5 separate regions of the Homo sapiens genome follow, and regions 1, 2, 3 and 4 are each linked to region 5. The links are chromatin contacts, found by Hi-C or POLR2A ChIA-PET in ENCODE. All regions are on one chromosome and are shown on one strand. Each heading gives the region's core, a stretch centred on a gene start or an enhancer-like site at or near the end of the contact. The rest is flanking DNA. Distances are from core to core; before and after follow the strand shown. Region 1 has its middle 71 kb from the start of ZBTB20. Region 2 has its middle 40 kb from the start of ZBTB20. Region 3 has its middle 19 kb from the start of ZBTB20. Region 4 overlaps LSAMP (limbic system associated membrane protein). Region 5 overlaps GAP43 (growth associated protein 43).

Region 1 (2,700 bases), core at 111-2,610, 440 kb after region 5:
TTGGTCATCTAATTTTCCTCTCCAGTTCATGAGGAAGTCCTAACTCATCATTTGATTGATACACACATATTTAGATTCATTTTTTGGTTTTAAAAGTAATAAGTTTCTACTTCATCATGCTTAATTTCAGCAGAAATGCAAATAATTCTGTCTTATCTCTCACATGGGCTTTAGACTTTATATATTGCACAATGTTGGTTAATGCAGGCAAATGAATGCTAAAACGTAGAAAGTTGACATTTCTTTACTTTGTGAACTTTTTGGCTATGCCCCACTGTGTGTTTTGAGCCTGTGTGTGGCATGGCAGCTGTGTTGTGGCCTCAGAGGACAGTGACATGATGTCATCAGAGGTCTCCTAGAGAGCTGCTCTCCCAGCATCATGTACCTGACAGAGAAAAACACTGCACAAGGTCTAAAACCAAGGGTCACAGTATCTGTAAATGCTACACAAATTATCACCTGCTATTTGCTATTCATATTAATGTAATTATTTCTGTGATTATTCCAAATTATTTAATTTTACAATTTCTGCTTTGAAAGAAAGCAATGACTTCATCTTTAGCTACTATTCTGAAATCAGTCATAGTGACTACAATCCCTTGTTTTCTTCACAAAAGAAAGAAAACAGATGACCTTTGCTCTGACCTTTGACTTGATATTTACAAAAGCTAATTATAGGGTGGGTCAACTTCCTTTATCATTCAGAGACATTTGGTAAAGCTCTACTCTTCAATTTTTTTTTAAGTCGCTTAGAGGGCAATTTAGGGCTGTATACAGTATGATTAAATCTAGAAAGAAATAGTTAATTTGGAATTTTGGCCATCAACATTGATTTTCTCAAAACCAATCAAGTATAACATGGAAGCTGTATAAGTCAGCAATTAAAATCAGTGTTTCACTAACAAAATGAAATCAGTTATCTGCTGGTCTGGTGGTTAGAGGTCATAGACATAGAGATACACAGTCTGAGACCTTCAGCATTAAACCTCTCTCAGTTTTCACCACCACTGCCTCTACTACTGCGTCAGCAAGAAAAGGACTGCAGCAACTGTGTAGTACTTAAACTGTAAAGGTTACTTGGCTAATAAAGAGATGAATGCCGCCAAGACAGAGCACAGTCATACATCCCTGTAGTGCATGTAACTTATTTACCTTTCATATAATTGTTATGCTTATAAACAGAAGCTTAAAAAGGATAAACAGTCAGAAGAGAAAAAAAGCATTAGGTAGTCAAAACAATGATGCAACCACTCAGCATTGCGCTTTCTCCCCAAGCTTCCCTTGGCAATCTTTTTCTCAGGCTAAGAGTAAAGGTCTGATTCCTTTTGTTCATTTCAGCCACCGCCCTTTAGCAATCTGAGTCTGAGCAAGACTGCCACGCCCAATCAAGGGACAAAGGCAGAAATAAGGGAAACTGGGCACAGAGACAGCTTGACTTCATTTATACCTGTGCAATATGTTGGGCTCTGTGACATGAAGGTGCAAATCAGTTGCTATCTCTATAAACAAACAATTAAAACAAGAGGCTTAAAATTTATATCTATGTTCTGAAACGCTATCTGGTAAAAGTATTCTTTTCCTAGAAAGAAAGAGATGTGGCCAAAGTGGTCTCTGATTTTCAGAAGAAGGGTGAATGCTGCCCCCTTTTGACTGAGCACAATATATACCGTGTATCCATAAACCTGAAACATAAAGCAATGCACAGTGAGAATAAAGATCCTATGTCTGTAATGAGAAATCTGATTAAATATTGGAAGCTAGAAAGTATAAAGGGGCTCAAAGTTTATCTAGTACAAGTCTCGAGGGGCCTTTTCTAGCTTCTTGGAAGATTGGTCATCCTTCATCCAGGCTTCTATATCATTTTAGTTGTGTCTCTTTTGTAGATTCTCAATTCTGTCTGGAGTGATCATATGAGTTTACTGCACTGTTTCTCCCACCAGTGATAGACTCCTTGAAAGACCGAGCTACATCTTTTTATTTTGCCTGTGTAACTCTCACAGTGCCTACAAACACTTGTGCATAGTGGGTTCTCATAAATAAATGTTTATTAAATACAAATACCTAGATGAGGTCATCATAGTCTGTAGTTGTGAGTAGTTCTCTCTTTAAAAAGCTAATGAGTCTATCTGGGATTTAAAGTTGACATTCACACAAATGGTGCCATACTTTAACCCAAGAACTGCAAACTTTTATGCACACATCCCTGGCTTATTTATAAATTATATGCATCTATTACTGAACTGTTATAGAAGTTAAAACATAAAAATTAAACAAGAGGAAAAAAACTTTGTCACACTATGTAAAGACATAACATTGAGTGAAATAAACTAGGCACAAAAGAGAACATACTGTATGATTCCATTGACATAACACTCAAAAACAAGCAAAACTAATGCATAGGCATACCTCAGAAATATTGTGGGTTTAATTCCAGACCACCATAATAAATAAAATATTGCAATAAGATGAATATCACAATAAAGCAATCACATGAATTTTTTTGTTTCCCAGTGCATATAAAAGTCATGTTTACACTGCCGGGCATGGTGGCTCACTCCCGTATTACCAGAATTTTGGGAGGCCAAGGTGAGCAGATTGCTTGAGCCCAGGAATTCAAGACCAGACTGAGCAATATAACAAAACCCTGTCTCTACAAAAAATACAAAAATTAGCCGGGCATGGTGGTGTGCACTTGTGGTC
Region 2 (2,700 bases), core at 188-2,687, 470 kb after region 5:
TTTTTTTGAAAATACCCAATTGATGAAATACCTATTATTTAATTTAACTTTAGTTTCTAAATTATGACAAGTTTGTCTACAAATATTTATCCCATTACATTTACCTAATTATTTTAATAGTGTACCTAGATTATTTATGATACCTGCAATAGTCATCATTTTAAGTTATGAAACTATAACTGCAAAATTATAACTGGGACAATGAAAAAGGTCTGACCCAACCTACTCCATTTTGCTTTTAACCTCTAAGCTGCCCTTGTTCATTTCCGGGCATTGGATGAATTAACTTTGGGAGTATCATAGTTTATAGTTTAGTTTTGAAAGAGATGATAACAGTCCCTCACAAAACAAACCCCCTTCCTGCCTGGGGACTTGACTGCCTAAAGCTATAGATTAGAAGTTATGGCTATTTCACTAAATAATTCAATATTTAGCTATTTTCATTGAATCAATATCAACCTCTTATTTATCAAAAATTATGCAAGCAAAGATAATTGTATTTTGGGCTGGGTTTATAGTTTTGTATCCCTTATGCCAAATTTTGACACCTTATAGTATTTGGCAGAGATAAGTATGAAATTGCTTGATCAATAAATGAAAATAAACATGTATGCTGAAAATTCTTAAGCCATTTCTACTGTTCTTTACCAATAATTTTAAAGCTAGATTATTAAAGATTTTACTTAAGTCACATGAACTTAAAAACCATTGGGGTTCATTATTTAATTGATGACTACTCACTAAGCCAATTTGGTACCTTGTGGCCAAAACACAACAAAATACATGTACGTACACATAAACACACACATACATTTTCATACACTAAAGATCCTATAGCTTTTACTTCAGAACTCTAGCCGTGAGATATTAATACAAACTTATTGGTCTGCGAAAACAGTAATGAAAAGGAATGGTTGGAGTCTAACAGTGGATTTTATCTTGGTCAAAAAGTAATAGCAGCTTTAAAGCAGGGAGAAAAAAAAACAGAGAAAAAGAGAACTTAAGAACTCTGTAGTTTGAAGGTCGATCTTAGTGCCCCTTTTCTTTCATGTAAATGTGCACAAAGACCATAATAATTCTATTTTAGACAAACTCTAACAAGTAGAGGTGCCATAAAACCAATGGAGTGCCCCAAAGGGGGTCATTCTCCTTGTTTTATCCTCGTTTTTAGATTATTAATTTCCCACTTTTCTTTTTCTTTTTTTTCTTAAAAGGAGGAACTGAGCTATGGCCTAGGGTTTTTGTGGTGTGTGCTGATTGTGGGTGGGACTCCATAGTGTGTTACCACTGAGTTGTTGCCACCCTCTTTCATGTCTCAGTTTCATTCTCTGGAGGTCTACCACCTCCAGGAGGGCTCAAAGCTCAGTGACCAGCTCCCATATGTGCTTCCTGGATGAGCCCTTTTTTAAACAAGTTTGATGGGGATTCTCCATAGGGCTGCTGCAAATCACAGGTGGTCAACCCTCTCTACACTCCCACGAGGCCCCTGGTCACCCACGGGTGCCTTTCAGCTGGGTGGAGCAAAATGTTCATTCTCTTCGAAGCTAAGAAAACTAAATCTCTCATTTACCTATGAAAACAACAGTTCAGCTTCTCACGCAAATGTGCACATACAAGCCAAACTGACATTAATTCTGGGAGAAAAAGCAATAGAGAAGACCCTTTAGAATGCATCTCCGAATTAAAAGTAGAATCCTTAAACAATAACTTCCTAGGAGAGAAAGAAAGGAAAAAAAAAGCCAAAACCACTTCCTGTAAACCACCTTCAGCCACCCCTAACTTTGGAGTTCTTGCCTACCATTATACACACCAAGGTCAAATCTTCTCACAGTACAAGGTAATCTCTAATAGCCCCAAAGCCAAAGAGGTCAAGTCATGCAATACAGGAGAGCAGAGCTTTAGACCTAAGAAGAATGTGCCCATGACTCTTGGAACTCCACAAAGAAAACAGAACATCCCAAAAGGGGTGAGTGGTGTCTTTGTTCTGAGTTCTCTAAGGAGTTTGAGTCATTAGAAGCCTTCTCTCTAGATTTTTCTTGGTACTGAAGATGACAAAGGGGGAAGGCGGTATGGGGTGGAAGAAAAGTAAACAAAAGAACAATTGTTGTTTTGTTTCCTTTTTTTTTTCAGACAGGAAGCAAACACAGAAACCAAATGCCTAGTTTTGGGTTTTTGTTTTTTGTTTTTTCCTCTTTTACAGCTGTGAGGAATTTTAGCCAATTCAGAGAGGACTTGTTACCCATACTTTGAAATTCTCATTCAGATTTGACCAAGTCATGTAGGGTTGGTCAAATCTGAAAGGAGAAGGACCAGAACAAACAAAAACAACAACAACAAAACCAACAATATGATTACTGAGCACTCTAATGGTAAGGAGAAATTAAGATCAGCTGGTTGTTAATCTTAACTTTAGCCAAGACAAAACCCCAATTCAGCTACTTATGTAGGGTTGGGTCTCAGACTGAAGACTTCTCTCTTCCACTCTGGAAGCAGGAAAAAACTCAAACTCACCTTCCCTGTTGGAAGCAAGCTCAAACTCTAGAAAGGAGTTACCTCCCTTTCATCATCATGGAAGCAGGAAAACTTGCCTCCTTTGCTGGAAGCAAGTAAAACTCCCCCTTCCTCGAACCAAGAAAAAGGAGTTTTACAGCAGAATAAACTTTAGATCTTGATCAAATCTGGGGGGATCAGGGATTCTCT
Region 3 (2,700 bases), core at 8-2,507, 490 kb after region 5:
TGATGGAAATAATTTTGCATCATGTGTTTTAGTTGGTAGTAAAAGGAAGCCCAAATAGTTGATCCATAAGCTCTCTATGGTCACGTCCTCACCAGATTGACCAAATTTATAGGCAGAATAGCAGCAGACCCAAGTTTCTGTATTTATATTTCTTACTTGAACTTCATGATGAAAAACATAAAACTGTTCTGAGTTATTTTAACATTAAACACATTCATCCTTGGAATTGGAAAATGCTAATGCTTTCCTACGCCCATATGCCGAATAAAATTGAAAGTAAACAGAGCTAGCATATTTTGGGAATTGCTACTATAGTCATCAAAGCAATTAAAAACTCATTTCAAGGTGGTTATTATAGTAGTATTTGTTGTTATTTATATGTCTCAAGTAGGGGCACTTCTGTAGTTGTACATTATACCACATATATTATCAGTATAAAAACCAAGAAAACTTATCCATTTCATAAATATCAGGATTAGTTCTTAAGGCCTAAAATTTTCAGCTCCAACATCTTAAGGATGAAGTCCTTCCTATACTATCACAAGTTTAATATTTTGAAATAAAATTGCATTTATGGTCATAAAAGTATAATAGAGTAAGAATAATAATGTTTGATTATTTGACTCATACCTACATGAATTTCCATTTATTTGATTAGACTGCCATAACCTTCTCATAAATTAAAAGTCTTTTAAAGAATCAATAATATAATTTGTCCCAGACTATAACATTGCTTACTCTGTCTGGTATATTTGTTTACCAATGTACAAGGAGGAAAAAAATAAACTCTGTTGTAAGAACCTTATTTCCATTACGCTAAATATTATCTTAAAATTCTTAATAGAATAAGACTTTGCTATAAAGTTCCTCAGTAGGTCAATATTTTTCCCATACTTATATAATTGTTTTTATATGAGAATTTAACTCTTCAACCACAGGGTAAACACATGGAGGACAGAGAAAAAATGTTGTACAGTGTTCTTTATACCACTAGGTATTATACACTTTTGTAGGTCTGAGCTATACTTTATGTCTGGGAAAATCTCATTCTATATCTCAAGGAGCTTTATGTGTACTCCTCTCTTTTCCTTGCAAACATGTGATCCATAGAGTGCCGAGAGAAAGTGCTATTTACATAAAATTAAGCCAAAATTGAACAGCTTGTGATAGGCAAATCACAAAAGTGGCTGTCATCCTTACAAATGCCCTAAGCATCTTCGTGGTGACCGTTCATTTCCTGTGAAAGAATGAAAGTCTCTGTGTAGTCTAAACCTACTCCAGGAAACTATAACAGCTACACTGACATTTCCAACCAACCTCATAAGGCCAAGATTCTTCCCCAAAAGGAGTCCTGATCTTGGATTCTGGGTTTTGACCTAGGTCATACCTTATACTCTGTGTGTATTTCCTGATTCTGTCAAATAGACATGTTGTCCTACATTTTCCACAGCTTTCCATGAGTGCTGCCTGATATCATGGAAACACATTAGAAGGTCTCGGCTACCAGTAAATAGACTTGCCCTTCTAATAGATGCTTGGGCTCCTTTCCTTGTGGTTTTAACCCCTGGTTTTCTATTTCATTGGATTTATCAGCTAAACTCAGAGTCTAGAGCAACAGGGATTGAAATTTTTGTATGTGTACTTACGTAAGAAGATACCATCTTCATCAGAGGTTTTGGTTTGATGAGTCTTGTGGGTTGTTTACAGTCTGTCTTGGGCTTTAAGGAAGTCACCTGTTTGCTGGAGTGAAGTCTGGCAGCTTGAGGGCTTGTTATGGCCACATCCCCATTCTGGTTAAAGCTAACAAATCTACAGACTCATTTTGAGCAAATCTGCCTATGTCAGTTAACTCTTGCTATGTGACAAAGGACCCCTAAATCTCAGTGGTATTTATTGAGCCCATACATCAGTTGGTTCACTAGAGGTTAGCTGATCTAGGGTGGGCCCATAGGGGTGATCCAGCTGAAACACTTATGTATACCCTATACGTCTCTCATTCTTTTCTGGCCCAGAAAGCTGGTACAGGCCTGTTTTTCCTTTGGCAATGGCAGAAATGCACAAAGATAAGAAGAAACACACAAGTCCTCTTCACTGAGACTCTGGCATGTGTCATTCTTTTGGCCAAAATAAGTCACGTGACCAAGCACAAAATTTAATCAAATAATGAGAAAATATATTCTGCCTCTTCAGCAGGAGGAATGCAAAGTCCCATGGCAAATGGCACAGATACAGAATGAGTAAATAACTCCATTAATGCAAATTACCACACTGCCACAGCTTCTCCTTGCTGTGAACCACAGAATCACACTCCTTCATACCATTGACTGAGTCAGGAATCAGCATCTGATCCAACAGCAACCTTCTACTGTGGCTATCAACTTATGAGGTAGCCCAATACAAGAGTTCTGTCCAGTAAGAGAACTTGGTTTCCACCTAGGTGCTTAGAATAACCATACTATGGAAGTGCAAAGCTGTTGGCAAATATGGCTTCTACCAGTGGATGCAGAAGCAAAGGGAATTAATATGTACCTTTCCTGGAGTGGTAAGAAACTGTATTTCTTAACTCTGTCTCTTTGCTAGGAAGCTTCCTGTCTAATTACTGTGAGGCAGGAAGTGGCCAAAAGTCAGCTTATATTAATCTCTACCCTGAGACATATCTTTGTGTAAAGACCCACTCAGTGGTGAGAAAAAAACTGCTCC
Region 4 (2,730 bases), core at 93-2,592, 380 kb before region 5:
ATTGCCTTCTGTTTAATTCCACTCCCAGTAAGTAGAAAAGGGGACCAGTTTTTTTCCCCCCCCAAAGAGAGGCAGAGTAAAGAGCTGCTGTTACCTGGAGCGTGGGGACTCAAGATGAGACAGGGCTTTAGCGATGTATGTTGAGGGCAAAAAGGAGGACTTTGAAAGGTGAACCTTAAAGAGACAAGCTGGTCATTGAAAACTAAATTGCCAAACTTGCCTCCAGTGAACAAATGCACCTGCCATTCGTATTGCAGCCAATTTGCTGTTTCTACTTTTATCTCTCTCACGCAGCAGGCTCCAAACTCTCAAAGGTTTTCCTGTGGCCTCTCTTTGTAATGCCCCACCCAGCAGGACTGTTAGATAGAGGCTTCTGTGTAGGCATTTTATTCCCACCTTCTCTCCCACTCATTGCATTAAAATAAATTGAAACAATAATATTCCCAAGAGAAGTAAAGTTCTAAGGAGCAACAGCTCTTCCTCCAAACCCTAATGCTACTGGAAGCTGTCCAGCTTTTCAAGATGGTGCATGGTGCCTCCATAAAATACAGGCACTGGAGCCTAGCCACCAAGGGAGAGACACTCTGTGCTGTTAACACGTTACTTAGGTGTGAAGTAATGCTTTTAAATGTACTCTCACAGAGTGAATAATAGCTTCTGGAGAAAGACTTCCTTTGATGGATGAAATTGTATAAGCAGGGTCTCATCCCCAAAGCATTTTTTGCCATGTGCAGAAATGTTTGATAATGAATGATCATCAAGTGACTAGTTTTAATTACCTAAACAGGAGGGGGAAACACCATCTTTCCATAAAAAGAATTCAGAATGACAAATGTAGATTTGCTTATGTGAAAACATTCAATTCAATCATTTCCAAAAGATTTGTTTCAACATGTATTGTTGAGCTTTCACAATAGCTTACATTTCTCAACCCTGAAAGATGCTTCCAGTTACAGACTTCTAATTCTCTATGCCTGTGGTTCTCTGAAGACACCTCTATACATTTAAATATAGGCTATTGCAAACACTGGCAGGGAAAAAAAGAAAGACCTTGGAACTGCATCAAATATAGGTTGTTTTTATCCTCCCTCTCTCATGAAAACCTGAAGTAAATGCTATGCAAAGTATTCTAATGCTGCCTTAAGGTTGGTATTTTTATTTGCACAAAAGAAACATTATTCAATTGTGGTTTCTCAATCAACTATAACTCTTACCCAATATAAGGGAAGATCTCAGTCTTTTGTCTTATAACATGCAGAAAATGACAAGCATTTGAGCAATATTTCTATTCTGTTGCCCTTCGTGGTCTTTCTGACTTGCACTTCTCTCTCTTACTTTAGGCCAGCCAAATGAACAGCCTTCAATTAAAAGAGGAAGTGCTAAGTGACTGTAGTGTGTATCTCAGAATGAGAGGCGGGTGTATATATATAGCATACATCTCAGAGAAGGGGAGAGAGCTCTCATCTGAGAGCAAAGGAATTAGAAATAAAAAGAAAGTATTCAAGGCATTCCACGGTTCAAGAAATAAATCCTATTTAATGCTTTAGTTTTCTCTACAGAGATGTTACAGATTCAAGTAAATAAAAGTTGCTGGTCACCTGTTACCTCCCAAAAGTGTATGTCCAGAGAGAGGTCTCTGGCCTTCACTGATACATTTATTCATGCTTTCCCTTTCTGTGTTCCAGAGAAATATTTCAAATCACTATTTCTGATGTTCCAATCAGGTGGCACTGGCGTCTTCAGAGATTAGTGACATTTATTATGAATACTTCCTATATTCCAGACATCATGTATTTCACACGCATTATTTTATTTAAAATTTGTAAAGGCCTATAAGTTAATTTTCCCATCCTTCAGGTGAGAAAACTGAAAGATTAAGTAATTTCCCCAAGATTAAATAGCTAGTAAATTGAGGAACTGGGACTGAAACAAGGCTCTGAAACCCAGTGTCTAACCACCAAATTATACACTATGAATACATATTGAAAGAGATAGTCCCCATCCTCTTGGATCTTCAGACATCCTTTGTTCAGGACATTGATCACACTCATATCTTTTATTCTAGATCCCTGGCCTCTTATGTTCATCCATATAAGGAAGCATTAACCATGAGACTATGGAAATTCAGCTCAAGGGTTAGTCCTCCTGGTTCACTTCTAAAATGCTCATCTAAACAGAATAAGCTTATACCACTGAAGTTGAGTACAATCTTGTCATATAGGACATTACTGATATATATATATCAGTATGATTATATATATGATTATATATATGCACATACAAACTATAAAGGTGTGCTAGGCCAAGTATAACCACATAGTCATGGGACATATTCTGCAAGCCCTACATAAAAATCAGTAATGTTACCATACAATTCTGGCTCAATTTTATCTTCCTTTTGTGCTTTCTGAGAAGAAGATTACATAAAAGAAAATATTCTAAGCATATATACCCAATATACTTTCCCTAAATGATTTAGTTAATCCTTGTGTCTGTCCTGGAATCTAGAAAATTGGAATGTTATTTTTATCTCTTTGGAGATAAAGAGACTGAACTATGGAGAGATTTTGTAGCATGAAGGAGCCCTACTGAGAGTCAGAGAAAGTATGGGGCTCAAAATCTAGGTCTCCTGAAGCCTTGCATTTAGTGAATGGGACTGCTCTTAGATAACTGCTTACTTATGTAGGCCAGATCTTATTTTCTATCCAGAGTCACACATTTTCAGTTTGT
Region 5 (2,700 bases), core at 119-2,618:
CAACATGAGGATCTCCAAACTGAGAGAGCACCAAACTTCTCCGCTGGCCAGCCTCCCATGTGGCAATACCCTTGACTCTGTACAGTTAAGGATGACTTGACCTGCATGCCTCTATGAACTGTTAAATAAACCACCTCAACAGGAAAGCAGACACCATCCTTTAGGCATCTAATTCCTACCCTCTCAGAATGCAGTAACAAACCCTTCATGATTCAGCAAAAAGCTAAACATTCCCCCAAAGCCTCTGCGATGAAAAAAGTGAAAGATTCTAAAGAAATGTCTCCCTTCACAAGTTTTAAAGCCAAGTTTTTAGCTGTGTTGAAAATCTGAATGGAACTCACTGTCCTAGTTGCGGGGGAGGGGGCTGCTAAAAATAAATAAATAAGATACGCGAATCACTGTTATCCTCTACCACAGTTGGCTTCAACCTATTTAAAAAGAAAAAGAGGTCAGAAAACAGAGAGGGAAGGTTCTAACCCTCATGAGCTTCCTACACTCATCACTGGCAGATGCAGTATTGTCTCTCTACAGCTCGTCTACCCTCGTGGGTCTCTTCAGTCATCAGCTTTTAGGGATGGGGACCCATTCTGACCCTAAGAAGCTTGCTGCCTGACACCTTGCCCCTCTTCCCTTTTCTCTCTCTCTAATATTTTATTTTAATTTTTCGCTCTCCTTTCATGTGGACCTGAAGCCACTTACAGCCTGTGACAAAGCCCATCACATCGTAGTGTTTAATGTTCATTCACATTATTGAATGAATGAACAAATGCATGCTGGTGCCATGTGTTTCCAAGCGAAGAGGAAATCTCACACCAAGTCTAAATTTGGCCACGTCTACAATCATCTCACTTCTTTCCACCTGCTTCGTTTACCCTCCCCCCCGAAAAAGAAACTTGTGTGCAATTGTCTATAGAACCTGCATTTCATAGTGAGAAATGGAAAGTTCAAATGAAAAAGCCTAGAAAACTTTTTAAAAATAGTAATAATCATGAAAGGCCATTGTTTTCCAAATGGGGTCTCTGGCCTTCACTCCTCAGCTGTTTGTTCCTTCCTGTGCTGTCTTCTAAAGACAGAGCATTGCTGTTTAGTTTCCAAAGGTCCGCTTTTGCTGACAAAGAAACCTTCCTGCCGGCCGCTCTTCCACTCCCCTGGCCCTGTTAGAGAAAGAGGCGCAAACAGCCCGAAGAATGCTAAAGTGCTTTTTGCCGCCTCCAAGCAAGGAAAAAGTGGGCGGTACAAGAAGGTTACTTCCAATTGACCCAGCTTTCTCTCCTCTTCCCCACCCGCTGCTTAACCTTGGCTGACCCAGGGCTGCTCAGTCCCCGGAAGCAGGCTGCGGTTGCTGCTGCGGGTGGGAGCTGAAGGCGAGCGGGCCAAGAAGGGCGAAGGAGAGAGCCCGGCGCATCGCCCCTGGGTGCCCTCCTCCCGCGGAGAGACCTGGGGCCCTGGGCTGACGCTTTTGTTCTCCAAGCCCCTGAAAGAAGCAATTATCTCCCAAACAAGAGATTGTGGAGATTCGTTAAAAATGAAAGCGAACTCCCGGGTGTTCGGGGAGCAAGAGGCCTCCCCGGAGGTCTGCGGAGTTGGAGGAGGAGCCCCGCGGACCCCAAGCGCCGTGTCGCTGCCTCTGGGGGGCTCTCCGTGCAGCGGGCGGAGGCCGCGCCACGCCCTGCGGTCCCCAGGGTCTCAGCGGCTGAGGCCACGCCCGCAGCACGGCCGCGAGCCCGCGCGGGTGGGGGCGCAGAGAGCCGGTGACTGACGGCAGCCGGGGAGAAACAAAGAGATGAGATCACACTGCAGAGCCGCCGAGGGAACGCCTAAAGAAGGCAGAAAATGAGACGCGAAAAGGGCCTCATGGAGTCAGAACGCAGAAGGTGGGGTAGGAAGGCCAAGGCAGAGAAACGAAGCCCTGACTTGGAGAAGGGAAACCAGGCAGTTTGTAAGCCCAAGAGTAAGAAGCAAAGTGGGGAGAAGGAAGACAAGCCAGAACCAGCCCTACTTAGGAAAAAAAAACCAAAAAAGTTTGCTTCAACCCTCTCCTCTCCTCTGCTGCCCGTCACGTTGTTCTCTAAACTCTGATGATTTGTGTCAGTTCTTTACATCGTATTTTGTTTTGTTTGAGTCTGGGGTCTAAGGATGGGCTTCAGAGTATCCCTGAAGTAGTGTGCAGTATGTTTGGTTTATATGATTATTTCAGTGTTGAATGCTCATAGCTTTTTTATATGTCTAAGGTATGTAATACCCCGAAGAAGGTTAACTGTTTCTAGGCCGCACCATTGTGGAAAAGAAAAAACAAATAGAAAACAGCTAACATGGAAATGTTACCAGGGATGAGGAATTTAGTAATACCTTGTCTCTTTGGTTAATCAGATTAATACCAGTCATCTAATCAAAATAAACATTTTTGGCTGGGTACGGCGGCTCACGTCTGTAATCCCAGAACTTTGGGAGGCAGAGGTGGGGAGGATTGCTTGAGCTCAGGAGTTCGAGGCTAGCCTGGACAACATAAGGCAATTGTGTCTACAAAATATATTATTTCATATATTATTAATATATGTTACATTGGTTTTGCCTGGGGCTCCTTGAGGCAAGTCACCAAAGGAGCAAGGCCAAATCTCATCACATAAGATTATTAACTAGAAAAGACTAATTTGTTCTAGGGCCATACTTGTACCTGATAGCTTCTCACCCAACTGTAAG

What was found. A loop is a pair of places that touch in the nucleus more often than their neighbours do. ChIA-PET counts read pairs that join two places held with the same protein, here RNA polymerase II (POLR2A). Pooled maps may share reads with other maps.
Region 1: a loop to region 5 is called in a map of endothelial cell of umbilical vein, with 5 times the contacts of the local background. The contact joins two enhancer-like sites. A Hi-C loop is called at or near these places in 1 of 168 maps with a recorded cell type or tissue (endothelial cell of umbilical vein) and 6 of 50 pooled maps. POLR2A ChIA-PET finds 5 or more read pairs at or near these places in 1 of 52 experiments (HCT116).
Region 2: a pooled map shows a loop between it and region 5 (8-fold over the local background). The contact joins two enhancer-like sites. A Hi-C loop is called at or near these places in 6 of 37 single-sample maps with no recorded cell type and 5 of 50 pooled maps. POLR2A ChIA-PET finds 5 or more read pairs at or near these places in 3 of 52 experiments (OCI-LY7, PC-3 and activated T-cell).
Region 3: a pooled map shows a loop between it and region 5 (2.8-fold over the local background). The contact joins two enhancer-like sites. A Hi-C loop is called at or near these places in 1 of 37 single-sample maps with no recorded cell type and 9 of 50 pooled maps. POLR2A ChIA-PET finds 5 or more read pairs at or near these places in 2 of 52 experiments (GM12878 and activated T-cell).
Region 4: a map with no recorded cell type shows a loop between it and region 5 (6-fold over the local background). The contact joins two enhancer-like sites. A Hi-C loop is called at or near these places in 3 of 37 single-sample maps with no recorded cell type and 4 of 50 pooled maps.

The regions. Positions count from the first base shown.
Region 1 is chr3:115,216,696-115,219,395 of GRCh38, reverse strand. No RefSeq gene overlaps it. Among named protein-coding and RNA genes, the nearest start is that of ZBTB20, 71 kb to the right of the region's middle. RefSeq lists an enhancer at 14-1,913. Within about 2 kb of position 1,360, at least 3 of the 41 ENCODE cell types and tissues checked have a DNase peak (open chromatin) inside an H3K27ac peak, as active enhancers do.
Region 2 is chr3:115,185,853-115,188,552 of GRCh38, reverse strand. No RefSeq gene overlaps it. Among named protein-coding and RNA genes, the nearest start is that of ZBTB20, 40 kb to the right of the region's middle. RefSeq lists an enhancer at 1,402-1,591. Within about 2 kb of position 1,437, at least 2 of the 41 ENCODE cell types and tissues checked have a DNase peak (open chromatin) inside an H3K27ac peak, as active enhancers do.
Region 3 is chr3:115,164,453-115,167,152 of GRCh38, reverse strand. No RefSeq gene overlaps it. Among named protein-coding and RNA genes, the nearest start is that of ZBTB20, 19 kb to the right of the region's middle. Within about 2 kb of position 1,257, at least 3 of the 41 ENCODE cell types and tissues checked have a DNase peak (open chromatin) inside an H3K27ac peak, as active enhancers do.
Region 4 is chr3:116,037,328-116,040,057 of GRCh38, reverse strand. The region is part of intron 2 of LSAMP (limbic system associated membrane protein); the gene reads left to right. All of the region lies in intron 2 of LOC124906269 (a long non-coding RNA gene), which reads right to left. Among named protein-coding and RNA genes, the nearest start is that of SNORD155, 130 kb to the right of the region's middle. Within about 2 kb of position 1,342, at least 2 of the 41 ENCODE cell types and tissues checked have a DNase peak (open chromatin) inside an H3K27ac peak, as active enhancers do.
Region 5 is chr3:115,657,564-115,660,263 of GRCh38, reverse strand. The region is part of intron 1 of GAP43 (growth associated protein 43); the gene reads right to left. Among named protein-coding and RNA genes, the nearest start is that of GAP43, 35 kb to the right of the region's middle. RefSeq lists silencers at 1,328-1,397, 1,578-1,807 and enhancers at 729-1,600, 1,601-2,473. Within about 2 kb of position 1,368, at least 35 of the 41 ENCODE cell types and tissues checked have a DNase peak (open chromatin) inside an H3K27ac peak, as active enhancers do.